Linked DNA regions of Homo sapiens: region 1 is linked to region 2. Evidence: read pairs that join two places in POLR2A ChIA-PET (ENCODE). Cell type or tissue: PC-9. All regions are shown on one strand. Links, peaks and the distances in the headings refer to the core of each region. The heading gives the core; the rest is flanking DNA. Region 1 overlaps DHX35 (DEAH-box helicase 35). Region 2 overlaps PPP1R16B (protein phosphatase 1 regulatory subunit 16B).

Region 1 (2,914 bases), core at 92-2,591, 120 kb after region 2:
ATGTTGCTGCTGTGTACCTCTTTTTCCAGTGACACCTTTACAGCTCATCCTGGAGGTGATAAGTGGCCATATTACTGGTAAAACAACTGAACAGACCCAAGTGCTCGCTGACGGTGGCCAGCACTATTCAGACCTGCCCTCCAACTGTAATCTTTTCCACTGCCAAACACTTTCCATGGTTCAGTAATCTTTTTTGGAGAAAGCTTACAGTGATTTTATATGCTGCAACTTGTCTATATGCATGAGATGCTTGTTTGACACCGTATATGTATGCTGAGTAAAATAGTCATCGTTTTTATTTATTGGGAACTCTTCCATTCATTGCAGATCATACCGAGTTTTTAGTAACTAATAGTGTAGTTGCAAAATTTCACCCATTGTCATCATTGTGTATTAGCATTTAATTAAATACCATCCCAGAGTGGAACATGACGGCACTGAAATTCTTGAATCTGACCAAAATTAAAGTCCAGATCCCAACTTTTATTTTCTTTCAGTATGATAAAATAGCATGCTTTAAATTGATCTCGGTTTCTTTGGTTCCTGGTTCAACGTCTTTAGGAAGAGGTAGAAACTGTTGTGTCGATGCTCATCGAGCAGGCTCGAGCACTAGCTCGCACTGGGATGAAGAGACACCTCCGAGTTCTCCCCATGTATGCAGGACTGCCTTCCTTTGAGCAAATGAAAGTGTTTGAAAGGGTGTCACGCAGTGTCAGAAAGGTGAGACTATCCTGATGACCAAGGGTGTTGGCAGCCGTCTATAATCATAATGATGCTCCTTTACTTGTTTTGAAACTTGCTAAACACAAGGCAGACTTCTAGGTCCATATTTCTGTGTAGTAGATCTAAAAGCACACAATAAATAATACATTGTGAAGATTTCTTTTTTTTTTGAGATGGAGTCTCGCTCTGTTGCCCAGGCTGGAGTGCAGTGGCGCGATCTCAGCTCACTGCAAGCTCTGCCTCCCGGGTTCACGCCATTCTCCTGCCTCAGCCTCCTGAGTAGCTGGGACTACAGGCGCCCGCCACCACACCCGGCTAATTTTTTTTTGTATTTTTAGTAGAGACGGGGTTTCACTAAGTTAGCCAGGATGGTCTCGATCTCCTGACCTTGTGATCCGCCCACCTTGGCCTCCCAAAGTGCTGGGATTACAGGCGTCAGCCACCGTGCCCGGCCTGTTGTGAAGATTCTAAACCTGTCCCACTGAAGGATCACTTTGACAGTAGTTATCAGATCAGGTGACTTCTCTTTTCTTCTCTTCTGCCTTCCTAATATTTCCCACGACACATGCTTACTTTGGCTTAAGGGATTGTTTAGGGGGATTGAGGTCAGTCAGGAGCAATAGAAAAATTGGTACACATGGTTTCTAAATAATTTGTTTTAAGTATCAGCTTGCCTATTTTAAAGGGCCAAGTTTAAATCAATTAATTCAAGGTGTGGCTTAAAAATGTTTAGCCTTGAAGTGAGAGTGAGGAAGGGTGTGGTGGAAAGCATTGGTTTGAAGGAGCTGGCAGGCAGCCAGTCCACCTGGGCCTGACTCTGCCTTTTCCTTTCATTAGATGAGGACTGCACAGAACCAGCCCGAGGACAGCTTTTACTGTAGTAGCTATTTATCAACAGATGGCAGAGAATAGAGCAGGTGAGGGATGGTCTGAGGATCCACTCCCAATTTCAGACCACCTGGAAGAGGGTGCTCAGCCCCTTGACCATTGGGATGGAGCAACATGAGTCTGCCCTGTCAAACATTAATTGCAGCCAGCCAATCAGGAGACCTGGATTCTGCCCCTGAGCTACTATGTGCCTTGGGACAACTGACTTAACCTCGAATCTGAGTTTTTGCAGCTGTAAAACGTAAATAATAATAACTTTCAGATAGGTGGTTTTATAGCATAACATCTTAATCCCAACTACATAAAAATATTAGAAAGATTATTTTATAAAATGATCATTTATAAAATAATTTTTATAAAATGATTTATAAAATGTAAAGTGCCTGAAAAAAGTTCTAACTGCTATATATATGTGTCCCCTGCTACTTAAACCCTTCAGGGGCAGCTCCCAATGTACTGGGAATAAAATTCAAATACCTCATGGTGGCCCAGAGACCACATATGATTGCATATCTGCCTCCCTCTGCAACCTCATCTTGTACTTTGTATTTTGGCTGCACTGGCTGTTTCTCCTTCCTTTGAACTGTTTCTTATTCTTGGATCTCTATAGGGTTGGCTGCTGCTTGTTACTCAGGTCTCTGCTCAAAATCTTTCACAGAGGCTCTGCCTGGCCAACAAAAGTAAAGTAGCATGCCCTATTATTACAATAATATATAATATACATGTTATATACTACATCATATCATATTGCCTCATTGTGTTAATATTTTCTTTATAGTATTTGTTGTTCTCTGAAATTATCTTCTTGTTTATGTTCAGCATGTCTTCACCCTAAACACTCAAACTAGAATGTAAACTCTGGCAGAGCAGGGGCCTTGTCTGTCTTGTTTATCCTACATCCCAGCACCTTGAACAGTGCTTGGCAAAGTGCACACCCTCAGAAAGTAATCATGATATGAATGAATAAATGACTATACCTGCGCAAGATGGAGGGTGATTTACTTTGGTTATGCCAAAGGGAAAAACTAACAAATGCTAGGCTCTGATCACTTTATATATTAATTGTATATAGTCCCTTCAGTAGCCCTAGGGGAGGTGGTAAATCTTATTATGTAGATGAGGAAACAGGTTCAGGAGGTTGAGTAACTTGTCCAGGGTCACATGATTAGGGAGAATTCAAACCCAGGGCACCCCCTGACTTGGAAACTCACAGTCTTTCTAGTATATTAAACTGCCTCTCACAGATTCTGCAATGTTGGAAATGTTAAATCTTTTAGGATTTTTACGAGTTTGTTAAAAGCAA
Region 2 (2,914 bases), core at 196-2,695:
AGGAAATCGAATACACAAATGTCCCCTCACACATTAGGAAGTGATTCCCCACCTCACCCCAACCTCCATGTGTCAGAAAGACTATACATATTGAAAAAGATTAACTGCAGGCCTACTTTGTACATCAGTTTTCTGGGTATCTTTAGTTTTTTATTCTTAGAATTTAAAAAAATATTTTTAATTTGTTCATTCAGTCAACAAATATTTGTTGAGTGCTTTCTCTAGGAGCTGCATGCCCCACATAAGAAGACAGACACGAGTTGCCCGCATAGAGCTTATATCCTAAAGGGTGTGCTGTCACTTTTCCTGCATACACCCAATGCCAGATGTAAGTTACATGTGCAGAGGCATCTGGGTAGCTGATGTGAATCTCTGTCAACCCCTTCTGTCTAGCAGAGACATATGTCCTGGGCACAGAGGTTCTAGAAGGGAGCAGGTTTATAGCTACGTGTCTGGGGTCCCCTTGGCCATCTTGTCCTGGTGGTGCTAAGGGTGTCAGAGATGCTAGGAGAGGAACTGGCCTCTTTGTTCAAGCCAAAGGGTGAAGATTCTCTCTGACAAGGAAAAGTCTGTGGCCCAGCCTGGGAATGCTCTTGTCCAAAGGAAGAAGCATAGAGTAGCTCAAGAACAGATGTTCTGGCTGGTTCTGAGGCTTGGGTAGAGGCCAGGTAAGCTCCATTCACTTCTGCGGTCATCAGAAATTGACTGGGGGCCTGAACTACATCACAGGAGCAGCACGGTAGCCAAAAGATGGTCCTACTCACCCTATCCCTCCAGAACTTTAGTGTCGTAAAGACACAGACAAATCCATACATAACTATAAAATAGTGTTAAGTCTTTTTGGAGTTTGGGAGGCACAGCAGTCATATGAGAAGGGTGCCTGGCCCAGCCTGGGAGACCTGCAAGAGGCTTTGCAGAATAAATGACATTGAAGCTGGGACTTGGAATCTAAGTAAGAATTAACCAGGTGAAGTGAAGACAGAGAAAGACAGGCAGGGCTGGGTGTGGTGGCTCACGCTTGTAATCCCAGCCCTTTGGGAGGCTGAGGCAGGAGGATCACTTGAGCTGAGGAGTTCGAGACCAGCCTGGACAACATGGCAAAATGCCATCTCTACAAAAATACAAAAAAAATTAGCTGGGCATGGTGGTGCGCACCTGTACTCCCAGCTACTTAGGAGGCTGAGGTGGGAGGATTGCTTGAGCCCTGGAGGTTGAGGCTGCAGTGAGCTTGATCACACCACTGTACTCCAGCCTGGGTGAGAGAGGGACCTTGTCTCAAAAAGAAAAAAATACTATTCCATTGTATGGAATTTTGTTTATCTATTCATTAGTTGATGGAAATTTGGGTATTACTTTAGAGATATCGCGACTAATGCTATAAAAACATTCATATGCAAAGTTCTGTGTGGACATATATGTTCATTCCTCTTAAATATATACCTAGGAGTAGAATTGCTGGGTCAGATGGTAATGCTGTTTAACTTTTTAAGGACCTGTCAGTCTGTTTTCCACAGTGCTGTGCCATCTTACGTTCCCACCAGCAGGGCCCGAGGGCTCTGATTTCCACGCGTCTTCACACGGTTGTCCAACCCCTCCTCTTCTTGAATGGGCCAAGAGTGATACTTTCTATCTGGGGAAGAGCAAGGGGCTGGCTCCTGGGACCTGAGGCTTGGTCCTGGGGATGTGACTTTGAGGGAAGCCCGTGTCTTTCTGGTCCACCAGGGTGAGTCATCACCCAGGATCCCGGGGGAGCTGCCTGGCAGAGGGGCGGGCTGCACCAGCCACTGCAGAAACCACCATGCAACTTGACTGAGTCTCCACCCTCAGCTCCAGGCAGCCGGGCTTCCCTGGGAGCAGCTATTTCTGGCTATTTCTGCTCCAGGGAGGAGCAGTGGTGGGTGGAAAGGTTTCAATTGCTCAGTGGGGTGATTTTTGGAAGCGCAGTGCCTTGGGGGCACAGGACAGCTTTGACTTGGGAGGAGAGCAGAGGGGCTGCTCTGAGAGTGCTGGCCCTTTGGCGTTATCAGAGCAGAGGGCTGGGCACACAGCAGTCCTGACAGCACCTTGAAGAGGGGGAAATAAGTCAGTGCGGACTGGGCTGTTCATGCAGGAGGTGCAACCCAGTGGGCGGGATGTGGCGACATCAGGCAGGCCACCAGGGTGCTTGGAAGCAGGGGCAGGCTGGGGTCTACCTACAATGGAGATGCAGCAGGGAGACCGACAGAGGTGGCGCTGGACCTCAGGCTCAGTGTTCACTTCTGTGCCTCAGTGACTTCATTTGCAAATATAGTAACCACAAAGGCTGCAGCAATGCCTGTTGGCAACTGTCTTCTCTATCACATGATGTTCTGGAACACTGACCTTTATTGGCAATGTTCTTGACCTTTCTCTTAGCTTTTTGCCATCCCTGTGGGCTCTCTTCATGATAACATCTGTGTCCATCCTGTTCTTCTCTCCGCTGTATATGCTTCCTTCCCTGGGTCCTTGTTTGGTACCATTTTAGCAAAGTGGTTAAGGGTTCACTCTTCGGAGCTGGCTGGGCCTGGGTGAAAATCCCAGCTCTACCATTCCCAGCCAGGTGTCTTTGGGCAAATCATTTCATGTATGCAAATCTGAGCCTCAGTTTTCCCATCTGTAAACTGGAGCAATAATCGCAGGGAGCTATTTAATAACAGCAGGTTACTTATCCTCGTAACTGGATTATGAGGACTAATTGACTTGATGGATATGAAGGGCTTAACACAATGCCTGGCACACAGTTAGTGCTGGGCTGTAGAAAGAGCAAGGGCACAGGGCAGAGAGAATGAGGAGTGGGATCCTGGACAGAGGGACATGTTGAGTCCCCTGTATCCAGCCTGCAGAGGGGGACAGTGTTGGGTGGGGCTGAAGGACTGCTGTGGTCAGCCTCCAGGTC

Evidence for each region. Peaks named below come from ENCODE experiments on the same cell type or tissue, not always from the same donor. Only the 100,000 strongest peaks of a DNase experiment are listed, where the experiment ranks them.
Region 1: POLR2A ChIA-PET joins it to region 2 with 5 read pairs; 4 of 35 experiments call an interaction of 5 or more read pairs at or near these places.

Annotation. Positions count from the first base shown.
Region 1 is chr20:39,003,188-39,006,101 of GRCh38, forward strand. It overlaps DHX35 (DEAH-box helicase 35), which reads left to right. Exons shown (of 22, transcript NM_021931.4): 11 at 562-720. Among named protein-coding and RNA genes, the nearest start is that of DHX35, 42 kb to the left of the region's middle. In PC-9, for the core only: no CTCF peak of the experiment used is centred there; a DNase peak (open chromatin) is centred at 1,484.
Region 2 is chr20:38,879,389-38,882,302 of GRCh38, forward strand. All of the region lies in intron 2 of PPP1R16B (protein phosphatase 1 regulatory subunit 16B), which reads left to right. Among named protein-coding and RNA genes, the nearest start is that of FAM83D, 46 kb to the right of the region's middle. In PC-9, for the core only: no CTCF peak of the experiment used is centred there; no DNase peak of the experiment used is centred there; H3K27me3 peaks cover 966 bases.